Regions from separate parts of the Mus musculus genome. Here all the other regions are linked to region 1. Evidence: chromatin loops called from intact Hi-C (ENCODE). Cell type or tissue: left cerebral cortex. All regions are shown on one strand.

What was found. Hi-C counts contacts between places; a loop is a spot of excess contacts. Peaks named below come from ENCODE experiments on the same cell type or tissue, not always from the same donor. Only the 100,000 strongest peaks of a DNase experiment are listed, where the experiment ranks them.
Region 2: a loop joins it to region 1, with 1.8 times the contacts of the local background. A loop is called at or near these places in 2 of 42 quality-filtered maps.
Region 3: a loop joins it to region 1, with 2.1 times the contacts of the local background. A loop is called at or near these places in 2 of 42 quality-filtered maps.

The regions. Positions count from the first base shown.
Region 1 is chr16:28,747,828-28,755,827 of GRCm38, reverse strand. It overlaps a transcript of Fgf12 not described here. Among named protein-coding and RNA genes, the nearest start is that of Gm46548, 110 kb to the right of the region's middle. In left cerebral cortex, a CTCF peak has its summit at 3,806; DNase peaks (open chromatin) are centred at 2,482, 2,946, 3,489 and 3,857; H3K4me3 peaks cover 3,420 bases; H3K27ac peaks cover 2,023 bases.
Region 2 is chr16:28,626,421-28,634,420 of GRCm38, reverse strand. It overlaps Gm46548 (a long non-coding RNA gene), which reads left to right. Exons shown (of 2, transcript XR_001781891.2): 1 at 1-4,020; 2 at 4,809-8,000. It also overlaps a transcript of Fgf12 not described here. Among named protein-coding and RNA genes, the nearest start is that of Gm46548, 15 kb to the left of the region's middle. In left cerebral cortex, no CTCF peak of the experiment used is centred here; DNase peaks (open chromatin) are centred at 1,817, 2,488 and 3,459; H3K27ac peaks cover 1,446 bases.
Region 3 is chr16:28,689,588-28,697,587 of GRCm38, reverse strand. It overlaps a transcript of Fgf12 not described here. Among named protein-coding and RNA genes, the nearest start is that of Gm46548, 48 kb to the right of the region's middle. In left cerebral cortex, a CTCF peak has its summit at 6,840; DNase peaks (open chromatin) are centred at 589, 3,051 and 3,201; H3K4me3 peaks cover 509 bases; H3K27ac peaks cover 1,238 bases.

The DNA of each region.
Region 1 (8,000 bases):
ACCACAGAGCATCAACTCTCAACCTGTGGGTCAGGACCCTTTGGGTCCAATGACTCTCTGACAGGGTTGCCCAAGACCATTGGAAAACATGGATATTTACGTTAGGATTCATAGCAGTAGAAATTCACAGTTAGGAAGTAGCAACAGAAATAATTTTATGGTTGGGGGTCCCCACTACATGACACATTGTATTAAGGGGTAGCAGCGCTAGTAAGGTTGAGAACCACTGCCATAGAGACATCTGGGCATCCATGTTTACCATGTTTAATGGTTTTGGAGTCAATCAAAATTCTCATCTGGAGGATGCTGCTTTGTATAAATCCCTAGTGCAAGATGGCAGAAGTACGTTCAGATATTTTTAGAGATTTTGTCCTTATCCCAAGACAAAGTTTATGTAGTTATTTTTTTAAGTGAAATTCAAGTTATCAACTTAAATATTAATTAAAAAAAAATCAAACATTCTGGGGCTGGGGCTATAGCTCAGCTGTAGCATGCTTGCCTCTCAAATATCAACGCCGTAGAGTCAGTCTCTAGAACTTAAAAAAGATACACAGTAGAAATTGAAGATATACTTATCTGATGTTTGCAGGCCGAGGGACGATGGTAGGCAAATATTAAAAGTCTATGCTTACTATAATTAAAACTCATATAAACAATACAAGAACTGCAAGTGAAAACCTAGGAGTCTCAAACCTGAACCAGGAGGCTTTAGGTAGTGTCTGTTGGTGTGTTGTGGTCTGAGGATTAAACATGTGTATGTTTGGAACCAACGCTGATATTAGATAAAAATAAGCCAGAGGAAATCTTATATCTGGAATCTAGATTAAAAAAAAAAAAAAAGACAAGAAAGTGGACGGGTACTATTTATAGGTGGAGAAGGGACTGGTGGGAGGGGAAGTGGGCCAGAGAGAGGGAGGAGTGTGAATAAGTATCTAACCAGGATGCAGTGATAAAAAACAAAACAAAACAAAACAAAACAAAACGAATACCTTTGAATTTCTTTAAGGAACAGTACATCATCTGTATGATATGCTCTTACAGAATGATGCTACTCTCGGCGTCCTTCCTACACCCATAAAATGTTGAAACGACACCAACGTTTTGAAATCCTCCAATTTTTAATTGGAAATTGTTAAGTATTTGCTAGTTTTTAGTTGTTCAAATTTCCCTAAGGAAATACATGCTCCCCAAAACAGCAATTTTTTTTTTTTGGGTGGGCAGAAAACCAAATGCAACGGAAAACTTGGTTGGGCATGTCTTCTGAATCTGCAGATAAATTGCAGATAGTTTATGGTCTCTGTGATTCCATCCTTTATGGTTTGTTATAGCCCAGGAAGTCACTGGTAAGACATCTCTGCTGTTGAGAGTCCCTGTCTTGTTGAGTCATGTGATAATAAAAATTTGTAGTCATATAACCATAGTCGCTTTCCTGGCAAACCCTAGGATCCCCTTTGAATCACTACAAGGTTAAATTATAACCAGCCCCATGTTCCTTGTTGTGAGTACATTTTATTTCATTTCTGCGTTTTGGAAGCTGGGATGGGAATCTACTGTGGAAAGAGTCTCCTCTTACTTGGTGTGGGTGAGTGATCCCTCTATCTCGTTCTTTGGCTTTTCCAGTTATCTAAATTTTCTGTATTCGTTTTTATACTCTAGAAAAATATAACTGTTTTGAGGAGCAAAATATCTTCTTAGGGAAATCTTGGCAATTAAAAACTAGCAAATATGTAACATTTTCCCAATTAAACATTTTATGTATAAGCAAAATACAGTGTGGGCTTAAGAACTGTGGTATTTTGTCCTTTTGAGCCTTCTTTACAGTCTGAAACAAAAATGTTTACCTTGCCATTAAAAAAAATTAAAAAATAAAAATAAAAAAGGGGGTGGAACCACATTTCTCCATTTCGAAATATATTGTTATATCTATAAGGTGCCTTCCCACCTTTAGGGACTTTCTGTCTTGGTGATAAACAGCGCCTCTGAACACCTCGGGCCAGGCGCTTTGAAGAACTTCAGATACCGTGGAGCCTGTATGAAACAGTGCTGGGGTGGATGCCAAAGGGGACACCCAGTCTGGACGGTACAGAAAAGGGAGGATGCTAAAGTACCACCAGCCCCTGACTCCTGCCACTCCACCGAGAAGCAAAACAAACAAACACGGGGATGGAGAGGATCGACCTGGGAAGTCTGTAGGGAGAGAGGGGAGGCAGACACTTGAGAAGTTACTGCGGCAACCACGAGGAGCCCACATCATGTCCACTAAGCAGAATTCGTAAATCCCTCTGCCTTGGGGAAGGCAGCACGCTCAGCTCAGACACCCCGGCCTCTTAGAGGGCTTCAGTAAGCAGTCCTGGAAAATCGGATGGGATTGATGCGCCGTTCCAGTCCAATCCATTTTCTAGTTTGCAGGGGAAAATCCGGTCCGGCGTTTATTTTTAGCAGCGCTTTCCTGTGACCGAATGCTACTGCTTTCGGGCTGGGATACTGAGGACCGTATTGGGGAGAGAAGCCAGGGCGGGCGGGGGAGCGGGAGGCGGTGAAAAAGGGAGGGGGACGCCCTGCGCATGCGTGCCAGCGCCCATGCAAATCTGCTGTACATCCAGAGCAAAGTGGGATGATCTGTCACTACACCTGCAGCACCACGCTCCGAGGACAGCTCCTTCTTGCAGCTTCCAGACTCAGGTAAAAAAAAAAAAAAAATACAATTCTGAGCGGGCCTGTGCATGCTTTTCAGTATCAGATATGCATCGCAACCTAACCTATGTAGAGGCAAATCTGCTGCTGCTGCTGCTGCTAAGTGTCCTTTGGTGGCTGATCGCAGCTTCAAGGTTTAAGAAATCCCATCTTTCAGGAAGCCTGAAGGGAAAGAAGGAAGTACAGGCGAAAGCATCAGATTGGCTTTCCAGATTTGGGGATCTGAAGCGGGCCCACATCTTCCTGCCAACTTCCATTGAACTTCCCAGCACTCTAAAGGGACCGAAATGGAGAGCAAAGGTATGTGGCTGTCCCCACCGGGGCACTTCCCGCTGCATGTGCGTGTGGCCAGGGCAGCCCTCGGCTAGGGGACTGCAGTGCTCCGGAGCGGGAGGAGCATCACACTAGGTCGATAGGAGGAGGAGATGCTATGTCCGTTGCAGCAGCAGGAACGTGGCAAGAAGGCCACTAACTCCCACAGCGTGGAAGCCAGTGTTTAATACTCCCATCAGTTGCGTAGTGGAGTGGGATGAGTTTTTTTTTTTTTTTTAAGGGGGGATGGATAAGACTCCCTCCCAAAATGGAGGGGGAGGAAAGATGTGTTGGTAAAGCGATTTCTTTCCTGTACAATGATGAACTGAAATACATATATTTTGTTGGCTTTAGGATATGCTTACAGGCATATTTATAGCCGATATCCAATAATGCATTGCTAAAAATGTTTGAGTTTCTCCACCCCACCCTACAAACATGGTGTTTCTGGGTGTGTATGACATCCGACTGCATTTTGAATGGGTATCAGACGAAAAATTGGATCTATCTGAAACAGCGTGCACAGGAACTGACCTCTAAGAAGACCAGGGTACAGAAGTATTGCTTGGCTCTTTGAGCGCGTTGTGTTCACTAGTTTTGGACATGTACATATTTAAATTCTCCTCATAAGCAAATTTGAAAAATTTACACCCACAAACTGCTACATGAACTGTGGGAATCAACTTCTCGTTGGCATATCTAACACATATAAACAAAGCAGCCATTAGAATTGTAAGTTTGGATGTCCTTTGGACTTAACCCCACACAAACAGGTCTCTTCCCTTCCTTAAAATGCCCACTAGGTTGTGAGTACCCTGAGTGAGGACGTGGCCAGATACCCAGTAGGAATATAGAATGTATTTAATTTTGGTGAAATCAGAGAAATGATGTCAACTTTTATGAAACTATATTCATTATCCAGAACTGGAAGAAGCTATATTTGAAGCGAGGTTTTATTTTTAACCAGAATGTCAGTCACTGTGGCAATGTACTTAAGGCTCGGGGAGTGGTGTTGAGCTACCTATTTCTGGTATGATTAGTAAAACTGGAGTGTTGGTGATAGCAGCCGTCTGCTCAGTAAGGTTATTTTGAGTATTTAATTAGTAGGTTTATTGTAATTGTACCTAGGTAAGCACTGGCACTAAAGGAAGATCTGAAATGATGTGGAGAAAGAGTAGCGGGCAGTTTTCAGATAGGGCAAATTATTTTTGTGACACATTTGGTGGGCACTTCCTTGTCCGACAATAATGTACATACAGAGAAAATCCGCGTCTCTTAATATACGTAGTGTATTACAGAATCCACTTTAAAATGAAAATGCAATCTTTCTTAAATCATAAATTAATATAATGTTTTAGTTAGTTAAGCGTTTCTTGGACATAAGGTTAACAACAGAGAGTATCACTTTACTATGAAAAACTGTTTTTCTGCTTAGACGACACCTGGTATTTGGCCATTAAATCTGGTTATTTGGCAGTGGTTCTTGGTAACATTTGCCTCGAATTTATACAGCAATTATTGGTCCATCATAAAATGAGTATATATCTTTCAGCAATATTTTGTATTTTCTTTTATTGCCTATAAGGAATGCTGCCTGCCTCTCAGAGTTCCAGGTGGTTTATAAGTCCTAATAATAACCATAGAGTTCCAGCCATGCTGCCAGTCTGGGGAGTTCAGAAGAGAGACGGAATTTCAGAAATAGACCTGAGAGGAACTGGGCCAAAAGTTCTATGTTAAGTCAGACAACAATGATCTAGTGGCTCACAGCTCTGATATAAAGGCAATGAGAACTCTTTTTATAAGCTAATATCGTGGCCATTTTGCAGAGGACTCACAGTTACTTGTAACAAAGGAGCAAGTGAAAGTCTTGATGAATTTTAATTTCCGGACTTTACAAAGCTGAGTTGTCCAATTAGCAACCACGCTGACACGAATACTTATAGTTTCTAAATCGATGCAATTGGCATGATTAGGACTGCAGCTAACTCTGAATTTTTATTCCAGATGGGGAAAGGAATATATTCATGGGCATTTGTGTCTGCATTCCATTCTAATAAGAACATCTTTCATTTCTTATGTCCTGTCCCCAATAGATTCAAATGTAATCATAGGAAGATATGCTCAAGTAATAAGTGCATTACTCATTATTTCCTTTATTGGAATTAATTTTAGACTGAGTTAAAGAATCATCAAATGATTCAACTGACTATACAAGAGTTTATCATAGCAGAAAACGTTCCCGTGACCTCTGTTTAGATGTGAACCCTGTCACCAGTGTCAGGCCACCTTCACATTACCTTTACTGTTTGAAGAGCAGAGGAGCCACCCAGCTCCGTGAGAGCCATGAGGCTCACAAGTAAGATGAGTTCGGCTTGCTTTCTTATTATTTGACATCACTCCCCGTCATCGAAGATAAGGAGGAAACACAGCTCAATTCTGAGTCAGTATCAAGGATCTTTGTGCTCCGTGGTAATTACATTGTCTCCAAGACTGAGTTTGATGTGTTGGGAGTAACTTTGACAGAAATTGTGCCCTGAAGATCCCAAGGACTATTCTCAAATAACGTAGAGTGTTTAATATTTGAACTTGGGGGTCCAGAAACTTTTCTGCATCCTAGAACTGCTTGGTATGCTTCATAAACACTCTCATGAAGGGTCATATTTAAGATACTTAGTTCGAATGTTGGATAGGAACCAAGATGTGTGCACTTTTTAAATGTCCCAGGTGTGATGTGTTTGAGAGCCACCCATCTGTGTGCTTAATGATAGACTGCGGTTTGCAGACACATTTAGAACTGCAGGATGCTCAGTTTTACTCTAGGCCCACTAGACAGACTGATTACAGACTCTAGGTCGTCTGTATTCAGGATAAAGTTTCAGGAACAATGATTTAAAGGTACCTTGTGTTTCTCTTCCCTGTTTTCCTCTCTCCTGACTGTATCACTCTTTGCTTGGCATAGAGTCTCAACTTCATGCATGTTAAAAAAAAAAAGAAAGAAAAAAGAAAAAAACCAAAAAAAAAAAAGCAAAACACCTATAGTGATTTCTCTATGTAGAGATGTTTAGGCTGCATCCTTTGAGATTTGAGTTTACCTAGTTCGAAGGAAGGGATCTGTGTATAGTTCTTTAAAAACAAACAAAACCAAACCAAAACCCAATACCCCTCCTCTGTCCTAGTTAATTTTCTATTGTTGTAAAGAGATACGATGGCTAAGACAACTTATAAAAGACAACACTTATGGTTTCAGAGTATAAGTTCATGATTATCTGGGCAGGAAGCATGGTGGCAGGCAGGTGCGGTGCTGGAGCAGTAGCAGAGAGCTTATGTCTTCCAGAGAGAGAAGGGGGTAAAGGGGAAGGGGACGGGGGAGGGGGAGAGGAAGAGAGAGGGGTTATGGGCCTGTAAAACACTAAAGCCCACCTCCCCCCCAGTGGCCACACCTCCTAATCCTTCCCAGATAGTTCCACCAGCTGTGGACCAAGCATTCAAACATATAAGTCTATGGGGTCCATTCTCATCAACCCTCCCCACATCTTCCAAATGATGCTACTAGCCAGCCAATAACCATTGATTGATCCTAGACCTCACTTTTGTTGGTTCACATTTCAGGACCATGAGCATGACCTCAGAAGTTTTTAAAGATGCTTGCCAAATCTCTCAGGATTTATTACTTCATACCTGGGTTCCTGAAAAATTGCATGGTCGTTTACATATACGTTAAAGTCTCAGAGCCACTTGTCTAAATTGTAGGAAGCAGACTGTAACTGAAAGGGACAGTACACGAGACACCGTAGTGAGGAAGCTCAGATAGAGATCATCTACTCTTTGTGGAGGTTATGGGTGAGTGATCAGGTCCCAGACCCCTGTTTGGGAGAAAGCAGATAAGAAAGTCTCTGCCTTGTTGTTTGAATACCAATCAGACTTGATTTTAAGAACCCCTCCTGTTCTTACTCTAGCCATTTGCTTTCAGCTCCCAATAATCTTTAAACATTTATTCTTGAAGTTCACTGAGAATTCCTGTTAAGATACCACTGTTAGCCCATGAGAGGTACTGCACTGTTTAAGTTGGCATGAATCTCACCACAGTACAGGTCACTTCCATTGTATTGTATTCCATTGTATTGTATTGCTCAGCTCTCTGAACTGTCTTTCAGTTCAGTGTTCTGCACTGTCTTTCCTGACCTCTGTGTTTAATGGCTATTTAAATAGAATTTTCTATGCAGCTGAAATGCCTGCTTTTGTATGTTGCATTTCTTACACCGTCAATTGAATGATCTTTATTTAATATTTAATGAGTGTCTACTTTGTGGGCAACATGCTTAGTTCTGAAAATCTATAAGAAAACTAAGCAAAATATAGTAGCTCATGGCTGTAACTCCAGCACCCAGAGAATTAGGAGTCAGAGGATAGACTCTACAGTATAGTTAGTATGAAGCCAGCCTGGTCTACTTGAGACTCTGTTTAAGTAACAAAATCTAAGATGTAATCCTTGATCTTAACCACATTGCTCTCCTACCCCTTGTCTTTATTACTGTATTGATTAACTTTATTGAGGGCATAATTTGATCCTGTAACATTTCAGCAGGTACTCTGGAGGCCACCTTAGGAAAAACATGTTACTTTTGATAGTAGGTACACTGGTTTTACCTGCTGAGTTGATTTTACATGCTGAGTTGAATAGAGAATAGTTTTTTTTTTTTTTAAGCAACATTTTCATGTGTTGATAGGATTAGTACCTGAGTGAGAGAGAAAGTCATCACATTACAAAGGCACTGAGAAACATCAGTTTGAGTCCAGGGCAGAGAAGGCTGGAAACCAACTTCTGTTTCCAACAAAACTTGCTCACGCTTTCTGGAAAAGAAACAAAATGCTTTTTGCAGTCATTAACTTAGCAGAACTGAAAAATAATTTTATGAAAATTGCTTCCTCGTTGCACAGCAATAACAACTAGAAAGACCACCATGGTGGAGAAGTCAGATCTAGTAAGGAAAGGG
Region 2 (8,000 bases), 120 kb after region 1:
CTTATAGCTTATATGAGGCAGACGATGTTCTAAGTTTTGAGAATATGCCAGTGAATGCAACAGGAAGAAATCCTTGTCTTCACATATTTTGGAATGTAATTAGAAAAATTAATGTGTGTGTGTGTGTGTGTGTGAGAGAGAGAGAGAGAGAGAGGGAGAGAGAGAGAGAGAGAGAGAGAGAGAGAGAGAGAGAGAGAGAGAGAGAGAGAGAGAGAGAGAGAAAGTACAGTGGAAATGAGGTGGAAAATACATAAAGAACTGGGGTGAGGTAGCAATTCTGTATGGGCATGCTTTGCCTAGCAACCTCAAGATACATTGCTTGAAATGACAGAAGGAGATGAAGGCTTACTTAGGTGAATAAGCTAGGAGATCAGCAAGAACAGAAGCTTGGAGGAAGGATCACATGCAGTGTCCAAAGACCAGCCACTTGACTTGGGATGAGAGAGAGCCAAACAAACAATTCAGAGGAGAGTCCTTGTGGGCTTTTGTATGCTGTAGTAAGGACACTGCCTTTCATTTCTGTAGAGATGGTATGTCCCCAAGGGCTTTAACAAGTCATCAGGCAAGACACTGGAACTGGATCACTCTGTTACCACATTGACTAGGCCAAGATGGGTAACAGGCAGGAGCAAAGCAACCATTTAGATACCAAAAGCAATGATACAAACAAGGATGCTGTTTATCTGGACATGGGTTAGTAACAAGAAGTTGTCATTTATGAATAATGTCACAATGACTTAAAAACAGACAAACTAACCACCATTCCCTCCCCAAATGTATATTGCAATATTAACCTTCAGATTTTCTTGCAGGCCATGAGAATTTCTTATGGACCGTTTACAACTGAAAAATGTGATTCTTGCTGAATATACCCTCCAGCTTCTTTTTTCTTAGATACTGGCAGACAAGACTGTGGATGATTAAAGAGAATCCTGTCCCAGAAGAGAATGGCAATGGATATGTTTGAGCAATCAATCCCAATACTGAGATCTCATTATTGTGTAGTACTTAGTAATTTTTAAAAAAATTCTGGATGGATAAGGACTGTAAATCTATCATCTCACACACAAGAGTAGCACCAATTGTCACAGTAAGTTACAAGCATTTATTAATGGCCATATGTGACACCATACATGTTTACAACTGGTCCAGTATAGACATTCATCTTTATAGATGTCAGTTGTAAAAACAGCAGGTGCACCCATGTATCTATCTGGATGATTATAAATTATCCTTATGCATAGGCGTGAATTAAATCATACCTTAGCTGATGTAGTTTGACAAAGGGCCTGACAAATTTAATAAACTCCACCGAGCCAGGGTAGTAAACAGCCATTGTTGTACCCAATATGCACCTAACATTTTGAGAGGAAATGTAAAGAAATATTGTAAGACGTGGTATTGCCTTACAAGTGCTTCAAATCCAGTTTGAAAGGGAGCACTTTGCATTTAAAATGAATCAAGAGAAACCTGACATGGGAAACACAAATAATCTTTTACAATTTTTTGCCCTCCAAATATGGTTACCTGCATAAACTATGTAGCTGTGCTGTACCCAAGACTTCAGATTAATGCATTTAAAGGAGAAGTTAGGCAGATCTTTAGGACATATGAAAATATCATTAATCTCATAATATGTTGTAGCACCTTGGAAGAGAAATGCCAGGTCCCAAGCAGGCGTTAAACTCTAATGTAGGAGACTAGTCCTCCTCTAAATTCATGTCTCTTTTTTGGCTTAGGTTCTTCCTGGCACAATTAGATCCAGTGTGGTGGCTATTTTTATATCAACGTGACACAAGATAGAGTCCTTTTAGAAGAGAGAACCTCAGTTGAGAAATTGCCCTTACCAGACTGGCCTGTGGGCAAGCCTGTGGCACCTTGATTCATGATTGTTAGGAGAGGCCCCAGCTCAGCCTGCTTGGTGACTCCCCTGAGCAGGTGGTCCTGGATGCCATTAGAAGGCAGGCTGAGAAGCCTTTGAGGATTAATTAAGTCAAAAGCAGCCCTAAGTCTGGAGTCAGGCTGCAGGCTTTAAAATGAAATAAACACTTTCCTTCCCAAGTTGCTTCAGGCTAGAGCGTTTTGTCATAGCAATAGAAACCTTAACCACGTTATCTGGTAACCTTGTGCCAAAAGCACGAGAGAATGGGAAGTTGTCCTAAAATCTCTCTTTCACAAATGTTCAGAAAGCTCTTTCTTATGTGGGTCAAAACAGGAGCACTCAAGACCTTGATATACAGCTCCCACTTAGCACTCCAAACAGTTATCTGAATCATAGTTACGACTGCTGTTTAGGATCAACAGAGTTAGCCTATGTAATAAAGAGGCTTCAGAATTCTGGCTACTTGACCTCTCTGTTCTCTAATTGTTAAAAAGAATCTAAAGACAGAAAGGAGTGGCACAAACTTTACCCCAGCAGGAACCCAGCATTTCCAGACGCTAACTACAGATTCTGTCCCTCAAGTGAGATGCCCGTTATAGCTCAGCCAAAAGCCATTTTTAGTATCCTCCTCTTCAAAGCTGCCTCACTGAGCTGGTTAAGTGCTGGGATATGAGGAACTGACCATGCTAAGATGGACTTCTGTGTTAAATCTTTCAGAGCTGGCAAATTTAGAATAACCTGAAGAGCCATGTTATATCTGTACTCCTTATCAAAGAAGCGTCAGGGTAAAGAGTTAACGCCGGAGTTGGGTTTTGCTGGAGGGCTGAATTATTTAATTGTTAGCTATTCCGAGTTCCACAGTGAAGTAGAAGTAACAGAATTATCTGCCTCTCAGTGTAAGACCATCTTCCCAGAAGGTCAGAGGGCATTGGCAGCCTTGTGTTTATTTGCTGGATGTTCTGGGATTTACAGTGCAGTGTGCACTGCTTTTGAGAAGTCAGCCATGCAAGTACATTCTACACAGTTGTGAATAGTAGGTTGGGTATATGCTTACCCATAAAGTGTCAAACTTGAGACCTACTCCTTTAGTTCTAGCCTGGAAACTATAGCTATGGGAATACAGGGCCGTATTCTGAGCTGAGCTTTGGCCTAGACCTACTTGGGCAAGTTATAACTTCTTAGTGCCACACTTTGCCCATCTGTATGGGAGAATAGTAACAACCCTCCATCACAGGGTTGCCGAGAGACAGAGTCAGCTTGGACCAGAGTAAGGGCAGAGACAAGGGTAACCACTCTTGTTCTCACTCACGGGGAGATGGAAAGAAACGACTCAAAATTTCCACCGGCAGGCATTTTATATCTTTAAAAATAACTGTCAGAGTCGACAGTTTGAAATTGATGGTGATCTTAAATAAAATTAATGAAGCCTGCCGTGAAGTAACACCAGCCATCAGTGTGTTTTTGAAACAGCGAATTCAAAACGATGAAAACCCTTTTACTCCAACAAAGAACTTGGCCTCCTCTGGAAGCTTGCTATGTGTCAGGCATATGTAATGGCGTTGAGCCTCGCTTCACCCTGGCACTGCCATCTGCATACTGTAAGAGAGGCAGAAGCTCTAAGGAGCAGTAGCTTTAGTAAGTAACATGGTAAAGATACAAGTCAGACATCTCTGAACTCCCTCTCTGACTAATCCCCAACAGTATCCCTTCTATCTTACTTCAAGCCTTGGCTTCCTTTTTGGCTTTTCTGATACTGCCCTTGATATCCTAATAGAGCCTCCTGGACCCAAAGGGATTTGGCAGGAACTGTGGCAACATGTGGTCTCCTGATATGGATTTTTTCTCCGATAGTAGCTAAGCATGGGACCTCTTGTTCATCTGTCAATGTCCTGTGACTCACTTTGTGGTCCTACAACAATGAGAACATGTTGGAAAGGCTGGAGAAACTGTTAGAAGATTTACAGTAAAATTGTGAACACACATGCATATGTTCCCTCAACCCATGTCTCCGTGTTCTCTGCTCCAATGGTCAATATTTATATTCACAAGTTTTATAGCACAGTGCTGTCATTATTGCAGAATTATTGGAACAAGGCAATGCGTGCCTTTGGATTGGAGGGAAGCCTGAAGTTTCTAGGGTAAGATTCCCGACCACTGTCTGACAGAGTAAACTTGAAGGCAAAGCAACATAGGTCTGGATTCAATGTTGCAGGGGGTGGGGCGGGGTTACGAGACAGTGTCGTACTTTTTTATTTACTGTTGTGAAATGACACCATGACCAAGGCAATGCTTTATAATGAAAATAATGTGATTGGGTGCTTGCTTAGTGTTTCAGAGAGTTAGTTCATTCTCATCATGACAGAACACAGGTAGGCATGGTGCTGGAGAAGTAGCTGAGAGCTACATTCTGATCTGTAGGCAGCAGGCAGAGAACACCAGACACTGGGCCTGACTGGGCTCATCCCCAGGGACATACCTATTTCAACAAGTGCATGCCTATCCCATCAAGACAACATTTCCTTCAAAAATGTTCAGCATCTAAGGAGGCAAATATATGAGTCTATGAGGACCAACCTCATTTAAACCACTACAAATAGGGTCTTGTTATAGATTTATGAATGACTTGTTACTTATCAAGCAGGCCAGATGGCTTCACAATCATAGCAAAACTCTACTTCAGTCTCACAAGGACCTAACAATTAAAGGCATTCACCACCACACCCAGCTTCCAAAATCGAATAGCTTATGAGCTTGGACAGTTCACCTCATCTTTCAAACCTTGTTTCTTCTAGGATAACAGACAGAGTGGCCACATCAATGTTATAGGGTATCTTAGATAGGGTTTATATTACTGTGATAAATCACTATGAATTAAAGCAACTGGGTGGTGGTGGTGGGGGGGTAAAGGAGTTATTTCATTTTACAGGTTGTAGTCCATCATCCAGGGAAGTCTGAGAAGGAACTCAAACCAGGATCCCAGAGGTAGGAACTGAAAGAAAAGTCATGGAGGAGTGCTGCTTACTGGCTTTTCCTCATGGCTTGCTTACCCTGCTTTTCTTACCACCAGCCCAGGGGTGGCACATTCCACAATGAGGTAGTCCCTCTTATATGAATCAGTGAACATGAACATGTACCATAGGCTTTCCCACAGGCCAATCTGGTAGGGCCATTTTCTCATTCGATATTTTCATTTCTTACATTACTGTAGCTGTATGTCAAGTTGCCATAATCAAGCCAGCACATTGGGTTCCTGGTAATGGTCACTGAGATAATGTGGGCCCCTTGAATGGCACTCCTGATAGTGCAAAACAAATGGTGAGTCTTGGGGTGCACAGATTTAACTAGAAACACAAATATTCAGAAGCTAAACCCTACCTGCAACATGCAGTGGCATCTCAGAACTCCTCAGGAAGAAGCCTCTAGAATTTTGCATTTTGAAACTGAGTTGTACATTCAGTAGCAGTTTGGCCACCTGGAGAGCAGACTACCATCTCCAATCTAACTCAACTTCATGCCCCACCTCTGAAAACAGGTATGGCTTCCAACATACAATGTAAAGAAAAAGACCAATAATTGGCCTCTTCTGCTCACAGGGCATGATAATTTCATCCTAGGTAGCCTCATATTATCCTGCACTGTGTGTCCTTTTAATCCTACCTTAGTTTTTTGTTTGTGTGTTTATATATATATATATAAAACTTAACTTTTTAGAGCAGCTTTATGTTTAGAGCAAAACTAAGCAGAGAGTTCAAGTGTGTCCCAGTCTATGTGCATGGCTTTCCACCACCATCAGCGTTCTCCACCAGAATGGCATGTCTGTGAAAGTTAATGAGCCTATGCCACACACAGCACCTCACTGAAGTCCACGGTGTACACTAAGGCTTTGGTTTAATGCAGCACAGTCTATGAGTTCAGTAGACTTCCACCATGTATATTTCACTGTGGTATCTCAGGGTAGCCAGACTGCTCTGCTCCAAACCCCCTTCCCCCATCTCTGGTAACAATTCATCTCCATAGTTTTGCTTTTCTGGGCAGGTGACACTTCTTATTTGCAGCTCTGCTTGGCATATTTCTACTGGCTCTGACACCTCTACCATCCAATGTAAATCAAGCTTCACGTTCACAGCTACACACATGAGCCCATAGGACCTCCATGCCTGGATTCCTTTTCCATGACCCTGAACTCCGAGGCTCTCTGGGACTGCAGAGGAAGATTCCACAACCTTATTACGTGTGTGTATCCTCCATGAGTCTAAAGCTAGCCGTGGACAGCACTGATGATTCAGCTGACAGCCTGGGTGAGCCCTGGCCCTCTTGATCACATTTCCGGAAGTTCTTATCTGTTGTTTGTGTTCCTTTGTAGGTGTAGAAAATGACTTTGGCCTCTTCTCATTTCACAAATCAGAAGCTCAGCTGGGTGAGGGTCTTGCCGTGAAGCACTCCTTCCATTGCTTCAATGGGAACCAGGCCTCTTGTTAGTCTATTCATTACAAGCCTTGGCTCCAAAAATAAATTTATTTGAGTCATTATTCCCTTCACACTGTACTTTCATAGTTCTTTCTGCCAAAATCCTTCTTTTTATCTTAGACCTTCATAAGAGCGAATATTAATAACTTAACTATACAGTAGAGTTAATACTAGGCTCTCTTGGAATCTCCTCCAACAAAATTTAGTCCACTAGTTTTTAATTTAGCATCAAGGTCAGGCAAATCCTTAGGACAAAGACAGAAAGCAGACACATCCTTTGATAATATACGGTTAGAATAATCTCTTGAACTGAACTTCCATAATCCGCATAGATTGTTGTCCAAGTTCTTCCTAGTAATCTGTTGAGCTCTGCTTAAAACATCCAACTTCTTTTCTACTATGAGACCTCCCAGTCTTCCATATTCCTCTAAAAAACAACATGCTCAAGTTCTTCACAGAGACAGCCCACTTCCTGGAACCGACATTTGTATTAGTTACTGTTCTATTGATGTGATAGACACCATGACCAAAGAAGCTTATAGAAGAAATCATTTATTCTGGGCTAACCCCCTAGAGGGTTGGAGTCCATGCAAGCACAGTGGAGGTAGGAGAAAGAGAGAGCTAACTCAAGGTGTCATGATCTTTTGAAACCATGAAACCTATCCCCAGGGACATACTTCTTCCAGCAGGGACACACCTCCTAGTCCTCCCCAAGCAGACACCAACTGGGGATCAAGTATTGTAGAAGACATCTCTCCAACCATCACAGTGCTTACTCTTCCTTACATAATGTCTGTTGGTTTGTTTGCTTCTCCCATTGCATGAAGGCAGTGCCAACCCTCAGGGCTCAACTATGCCTGGCTGAGAACTTAGTTAATGAATAAATCATAAAAATGGCTTGCATCCTTCTGCTACCATTAGAAACTGATGACTAGAGATCCAAAAGGGGCAAGGAAAATCTTAGTTGTTGTTTTTCTTATTTGCACATGCCAAGCTCCACACAGAACTCCTCATGGCTATTTAATCTGGCCAGCATAACTGCCTGGAGGTAGGTATCGCTTTAACAGGTAACATAGGGAGTGTATAAGAAATAGAGCCAATACATGCAGGTAAGAAAGTGAGGCTCTGAGACCTTATCCTTGGTCACACAGCTAATGCTCAAATTCAGGCCCTTCAGATGCCCAAGCTGAAGTTCTTTAACTGGTTTAGAATTAGAGGAAATGTAATGGTCATTCACTCTACTCGTTGGATTTGTAATACAGCTGGTAAATTTACTGCCATGATGCTCACTGTTATTTGTTTAACATCATGCAGCACCTACCTATGGCTGGCTACATGCTTTAGGGTGTTAACCTGGCTGTTCTCAGAAAATTGCCAACTTTCTGCTCTCCTCAAGAGTTCCCTGATTGGCATCCAGGCTTTGAAGAAATTGTGAAGGGATGAAACAGCAGCCAGAAAAAAAAGAAAAAAAAAAAAAAGAAAAAAAAAAGAAAAAAGGGCTGGCTGCAGCAGAGGGTGAATAAGCCAGGCTCTAGCTCCCACACAGTATAAAATATTCTCTTTCAACAGTGCACAGAAATTTCAGGGTTTTTCATTGTTGTTGCTCTTGCTCTTACCATGACTCAGTAACAGGGTAGGTACCCAGGATGTC
Region 3 (8,000 bases), 58 kb after region 1:
TTTTTTCAAATAATATTCTTAATACAGTATTAAAACTCAATAAATGACAGCTCCTTTAAGGACTGTATGATATATAGTGGGTAGTCAATGTCAAATAAATGAATGGCTTGTTACATAACTGTGGGTTACATCATATGAATCATATAGTTTTCTGCTTCCGTATCCCTGGCTTTGTATCAGAAAGTGCTGTCAGTCACCTGCCACCTACTGTTCCATCTAAATAAATGTGCTATTGTTTTTGTTTCTAATCTATCAATGCAATTACAACATTGTGCTGGTATGCTCTAAACAATGCACAGTATCTTTGACTCTTAGGAACAATTACAGTATTATTGAGGTTGACAAAAATTTCCCATGGAGTCTGCTGTGGGATGCTATACACTAGACCTTTAGAACAGTTGAAGCAATCAAATACCTTAGGAGAATCTCTGTTTCTTTCTTAGTTTCTCTGGTATAGAGCAAAGCATTGGACTGGCAGATCTTCATGGTAAATTTTAGCTCTCACAGTTTATCCTCTTACTCACGATCAGCTGCAACCCTATGTCCAAACCACCTGTTCAGTCATAAATATGAGTGACTCTCATGTTTCATAATAACATTTGTTTGTAGCATGCTTTTTGGGGTGTTGTCATCATGCTCGGATTTATGATTCAGCTTACATCTGGAGAAGTGACTGGAGAGAAGGCTTGTAAACCCTTCTCCAAATATTTGGATGACAAATGAACACCCACCCGCATTTCTAGTGGTTTGAAAATGATAGAAAAGATGATAAACCTTTTGCTGATTTCTAGAGCAAGTCCATCCAGTGAATAAAATTTCTTACAATGAGATAGGCTGCATTCAATGCAATGGAAGATGGATATGACTATCGGACTACTAATGAATAATGGAATAAACATATATTTAGTGTGTTAGGGGTGCAGCTAAACAGCACAGTCCCTCTCTGATACACAGAATGCTCCATTTGCATCCAGAATTGTCACAAGCTGTATGTATTTAAGTAACAAATTAGTAGCTAATAGTGTTTGCAGAGCTTTTTCATATTCATTTCATTGTTAGCAAGTTGAGAGATAAAGTTGGAGATTCATGTATTTCTGAAATTCTTCCTCCCTTCCCTTTCAGTAGTAACCTATATTGGCTTTGTTTAGTTGCATAGGAATTAAAGATGACTTAATACTGATAGTTCAAAATTGGTGAATGAACTCAGACTAAAAACAACAAACAAACAAACACCTGGAGTGAAAAAATCCACCATAAACTTTAATAATTAATTAATTTTTACCATAGTGTCTTCTCTATGAAAGGGCTTCTTTCATGAATAATTACATTGAATGTTCCTAGCTGGCAATTGTATCCTCATGTCCTGTCCTCAGCAATTTCAAGCCTTAGAGAAAGCAAGTGGGCACCTTTATTGATTTTAGAGTTATTGTTTTTTGGAATGAGCTAGTAATTTAATCTTTTATTTGCACTTAAGTATGGCTCAGTCTTCATTTCCTTCTCTTTTCTTCAGCTGGTGGTTTTGTTTTGTTTTGTTTTCATACTCAGTCAACATTGAACTTTTATTGACCCATCCTATTCCAGCAATGGGATGCAGCATGCATTCAGGGAACATTTGTAAGCCCCATAGGAGGAACAACAATATGAACCAACCAGTACCCCCAGAACTCCCAGAGACTAAACCACCAACCAAAAAGTACACATGGAGGGACCCATGGCTCCGGGTGTATATGTAACAGAGGAGGGCCTTGTTGGACATCAGTGGGAGGAGAGGCTCTTGGTCCCAAGAAGGCTCTCTGCCCCAGTGTAGGGGAATGCCAGGACAGGGAAGCAGGAATGGGTGGGTTGGTGAGCAGGGGGACATGGGATGGGATGGGAGGTTTTTGGAAGAGAAACCAGAAAGGGGATAACATATGAAATGTAAATAAAGAAAATATCTAATAAACAAACAAACAAACAAAACCAGGAAAGGGGATAACATTTGAAATGTAAATAAAGAAAATATCTAATAAACAGAAACAAAACAAAGCAAAAAAAAAAATCAACCCAAAGCTCAAACTTTTAACACAATAATTAGTTTGCTATACATTTTAGGCTTAATGCAGTGAAAGATATCAGTGAATGACAGGTGGCATTTCTGGATGACCCCTCTTGCTTCATTGTGCTTCTTTCAAGTTTTCTATCTATCTAATTGTCACTTAACTGCAAAAAACAAACAAACAAAAACCAAACCAAACCAAAACAACCCAACCAAATATTACTTCAGAAAGATACACCACTTAATTTTGTTCTGAAGTGTTTATCTCTTGTATAAAAATAACAATAAGGTAACAATCTCTACAGAGATGACTTTTAAATATTTTTTGTATAAGTTACAGAAGAAATGCAAGTGGAGTCTCAATGCTGTGACCTAAGGCTCAGACTCAGCGGTGATGGCTGTGTGGTTTAGAAGAAGTATAGGAATGGCTTCAACCTCTTGACATGCCAGTGGCTGTTTGAGAATTAGGAATGCTCGCACACAGTTCTCCCTGGTCTGGTTGCTACTACTCATCAAATTCAGAGTGCTAATTTATTGGCTTCTAAAACCACTTTATCTTCTCATGAGTATGTCTTTTTTTTTTTTTTAAATAATCTCATAATGGATTTACTTGGTTGTCAGAGAAAGGAATGATTTAAGGTGTATGTTTCATTTACTTCAAAATCCTAGTCATTCTTTCTTTTCCAATGTAACTTGAGAATGACATTTTTAGTTTCCACGGCCATCGACTGAGAATCAGCATTCTTGCTCATTATTGGTGAGAATCTGAGCGGCTCAGGAGACCATTCTGACCTACGGGGGCTTTCTATGCAACGCAGGGCTATTGTTACCTGCTAGTCAGTTTTACAGGATCATAAAATGCTCGAGAAAATGCAGGATAATTGCAAACCACAGAGCAGGAGGATGTTGTCGTTACAGAATCCGCCAGTCCGGATAGTGAAAGTGAGATTCTTGGAAACAAACTGCACGGCTTTCGTTTCTTCTGCCAAAAAAATGAATATTGATTGCAGCTGGAAGGGAACCATTCTGAGAGAGAAAATAACGTTTTGAATAGGAGTCAGGGCCCGCTTAATATCAGGCAGCCTGAATGTGCCTTTACATTTAATGATAATTGAGCCCCAAAGCTGCCTTTCTGGCCTGAGATCCCACTAAATCAGGAAAGCTATAAATTGCTACAAGGCTCCCCCTCAGGGAGAGGCCTGGAAAGAATGAGTGAGATTGGATGCTCACGTTTGGCTGAGGGTGCTCAACTGTCTCAGGCTGCATGAGCTGTAAAGGAGGCTAGCTCTGTGGCTCAAGGAAGGCTGGAGCATGTCACCTACAAGCCATGAGCTGATTTTCTCCTGCCCCTACTATGTGATGCTGACTCTCGTGACTCTACTATGCAATGTACTCTGCAATAGATGTTCAGGCAATGGTTTGACCTTTGACCCTCAGTACAAGTCTGTGAGATGAAGGTGAGCACCATTGTTCTAGTAGCATGCATGGAAACCCAATATTCCAAATCATGGTGTGATTTTCCTTATGTTCACAACATCTAATTATAAAGTTAGCGCTCCTTACATTTTAATGTTTAATGTCCTGCCTCCTGCCTCCTCCACCCCAGCTGCTTAAAATGTTAATAACAATGCTGCAGTTACCAATGATTTTCATATGCGTTATCTCTACTTTGGTTGCCACTTTTCCTGGCCTTTGGGTTTTTAAGGCAGGCCTGCTTGAGGCTCCTTTGGAGTCCTGGTGGTGTGTCTGAAACAATGACACTGCCTAACAACCAGAACTCTGGTCTTGCTTCCTTCCCTACTGGACATGCTTACCTCACATCTTGAAAGACAGGGAGTTGCCTCTAGGGCCGTGAGCTGGGGGAAGAATGCAGAGGACTTGGGTTTCCTGAGAACCAAAATGTATTAATGGATATGTGTACAGTATATATGTATGCATAGTATATGTGTATGTAGATATATAGTATATGAATGTTTATAGTGTATGCATACGTATATGTATAACATACATATGTATAGCTATGTATATGAATGTATTTGCATATGTATAGTATAATTGTATGTATGTATATGTATATATATATGCTTAAGTATATGATGTATATCTATCTCTCTGTGTATATATGTATGTATGTAGGTATGCATTCACAGCTGTAAATTTGATTTATTTCTCTCTAGGTGGTCACTAAACACTGGTAATATACTGGGAAAAGAAGGACTAGTGAAGAGTTTCAGTGGGAAAGAGAGTTGTCACCAGCCTGATGACCCAAGTTAGATCCCCAGAACCCATAGAGTGGAAGTGGAAAGCCAACCTTTGCAAATTGACCTCTGATCTTCCAAAGACACTTGTCCCAACCTAAAATAAATAAGCGTAAAATAATTTTAAAAAATAAAGTAAAATGAGAAACAGAGAGGCACTAGTAGAAAGAGACATAATCTTTTTAAAATTTTTTATTAGATATTCTCTTCATTTACATTTAAAATGCTATCCCCTATCCTAGTTTCCTCTCTGAAAGTTCCCTATACCCTCCTGCCACCCTGCTCCCCAACCCACCCACTCTTGCTTGCTTCCTGGCCCTGACATTCCCCTGTACTGGGGCATATAATCTTCGCAAGACCAAGGGCCTCTCCTCACTTTGATGGCTGACTAGGCCATCCTCTGCTACATATATAACTAGAGGCACAAGCTCTGGGGGGTACTGGTTAGTTCATATTGTTGTTCCACCTATAGGGCTGCAGACCCCTTCAGCTCCTTGGGTACTTTCTCTAGCTCCTTCACTGGGGACCCTGTGTTCCATCCAATAGATGACTGTGAGCATCCACTTCTGTATTTGCCAGGCACTGACATAGCCTCACAAGAGATAGCTATATCAGGGTCCTGTCAGCAAAATCTTGCTAGTGTATGCAATGGTGTCTGGGTTTGGTGGTTGTTTATGGGATGGATCCCTAGGTGGGGCAGAAGAGACATGATCTTGATCTAGCGTAAGAATGAAACGGGGACAGAGGGAAGCAGCAGTTAAAGGTGGAATTAGTGAAGGTTATATTAATTAGAGTCCTTGCTTCCAGCCTTGAATCTGCAGAAAGGGGGCGGGGCAGAGACTGGGGCATCAGCAAAAGAGTCTGAATGAAACACATGCTCCAGTTTTCGGGGATGCAGGCAAGTTTATCCCAGACAGTAAGGGGCGGTAGAGGCTTATGGTGGTGGAAACAGAAGTACTAGAGACTTCCCTCTAACCCTGGACGACACTCAGTAACGTCCAGAGGAAGGATGGTGGCAGTAGGATAGTGAATAAGGTGACTGCTATAGCTGTTGACGTGCTGGAGGCTATGAATTTGGATTCTGCCTTGATTCAAACGCATGATAATGAGCTTAAAAGGAAAGCAAGTGATAGAAATAAGTTAACCAGGGGGAGATTCTTAGGAAACATGCCTTAAATAAGACAGACATCAACATTAAAGGGGAATACAGTGTTTCTCGTGAGAAATTTTATTGAAAGTTAGCGATGACCTTTTGAGGTCGGGTACTGCTGACCCAGGGAGGATTATCTTGAGGCTAGTCCCTTTTTTGTCCTTTTTTTTTTGTTTGCTTGTTTTCATTCTTTTCTTTTTCCTGGGTGTACCCTGGTGAATGTCATCAGTAGAATCAAACTGGTGTCAAACTGAGCCAGATGTAGTAGATTGGCCAAAGGACTCTTTTATTAGGGGCTGGGAAATGCCAGGAGGACAAACTTCTTCAAGGAATGTGTTCATGGCTGCTCGAATCCAGGGAGGTGCTAATAGCAGAGCTGTGGTTTAAGCTGGCTCTGATCTTGAATGCTGTCGACCCAAGGAATCGCGAGATCTGGTGTTCACCATCTTGGGTAGAACAGGGGCTGGACCATCATGTTTCAAGGCTTATTATCTCTATTGATGATATGAGTCTGGAGCTGGATGGTCACATGGTCATTCATTGGAAGTCATTGGTACGTTTGTCGGATTGCTACTTCTGTTCCACTGGCTATGGATGTTCTTCAAGGAAATTAAAAAACTATTAATAAAGATAATTCTGCAGTTATCACCACTTGTCCAGCCACCCTTTCACCTACTTGTGATTGGGGAGGTATCTCTTTACATTGATGACAGCTTTTTTGTCACATCAGCTCTGTTCTCTCAGTTGTTGGTGTATAATGGCTTTGGTTCTTGTTACTTCACTAGCTGGGTTCTACAGTGGTTTTAGAGCTTCTCAGTTGGGTTCTTTACAGGTTTAAAATGACAGATCAGTAATTATCTATGCATCTCATTATTCATCTCTTACATAATACGTCCACGATTTGCTGCATTCAGTTGAGAGCCCATGGTAAGTATTTCCATGTTTCCATGCTAAATATCCTTTAAGAAATAGCCATGACTTCCTGGGCAATCTCAGCATAACTCTGCCTTCCTCGGGCTTTGGAGTATGAGTTTCTCCATTGGTGGGTCTCTTCAGAGTTTTCTAAAGCCAGACTTCTGCATTTCCTCTTATTCTCTAGTGATTTTCATGTGAGGGTAACAGCTTTGCGGAAAGCATCGCTAACATGTAGCTGGCCAATCAGCATGTCTTTAACTAAATAAGGAGGTAGATTCTGCTGCCAATGTCTAGCTCTTTGGCTGCAAAAAAAGATACACCCCCCACTTGTTTATCAAAGATGATTTTTAGTTCTTATTTCCTCCGTGATTCTTAGCAAGCCTCTGTAAGAACTTTCTGTCTGCTCTAACATCTAGCACTGGGCTTCTGTTCCTCCTTACTGGCATTTCCACACCATTGGGCACTGCAGTTTCCACATTTCCAACAGGGGGAGCACACTAAGGAAGAGAGAAATGCCACAAGGGAGGGAAACATCTGGGCTTGCTTGCTGATGTGTTTCCTTGTGCACATGCTCAGAGAGGTAGCCCAACAGGCTCTAATTTTTGCATCTCCATGAGGAAGCTGCACAAGGGAGAGGCACTGATAACTTCTGCCTTCCTAGCTCTGTATCTCTAGCAGCCGAGGCTGAGGCCACCTCCACATCTCACCAGATAAGTGTTCATTCTTATGGGTGCTGGAGAAAACCTGATGCTAGATATTATTACGTTCTGTTGCACTAAAGCATCCATAATTTAGTGTGTGTGTGTGTGTGTGTGTGTGTGTGTGTGTGTGAAAGAGATATGATGGAAGATAATGAAGTCAAAAGGGGTACTAACATGTCATTTCTAGGATGCCACACCAATGTGTCACCACAGTCTACCTTTAGAGGTTATAATTTTCTATAGTCCTTCCTTATAGGAAGGATGATGTCTGTTATCTGGCTTCTATGTTACTGTCAGTAGGAACCCAGCATTAGTGTTGAACTCATCCACTAGTTTTGTGATGGCTTTCCATTCTGACTTAACTCATCCCAGGGTCTGCTCAAGGCCTGTGGAGGAGCAGCTCAGTGTCCTGACTACACTTCTAACTGGGACTCTGTAGGACTTAAGAACTTTCTGTCTTAAGTACAATGCAAAAGGCTCAGCACCTGGTTTCTAAGATGTATCAAAATGTGTTTCCTTCAGAGCAAAGGTAGAGCTCATGGGGACTTCATCCCTGGTTGTCATTTCAGCCACTGCTTCAGCTCCAAATCCAGGGACTATTTTCACGGGTAGCCTGTGCTTTGTTTTCCTCTTGTATTTTAACTGGAGTAGTGATTTCGTATTGCATCTTCCAATAGAAAAAAAAAAACTATTTGCTTTGAGAAGTCAGGCTACATAAAACTCTGACTTAAAGGAAAAAGAACTTTTAAACAATCTCTCTCCCATGGCTGCTGGAGGAGGAGAGTCATTGCCTTCCACTGGGGAGTTGCCCGTGCTCCAGTGGGTAGCTGCACACTTGCTCACATGGGTTACCCTGGTTCAAGAGAGTGGACCACAAAATGAAATAAAAAGACTTGATCAAGAGAGCAGAGAAGGAACTTGTTGGGAGGAGAGGAGGTTAA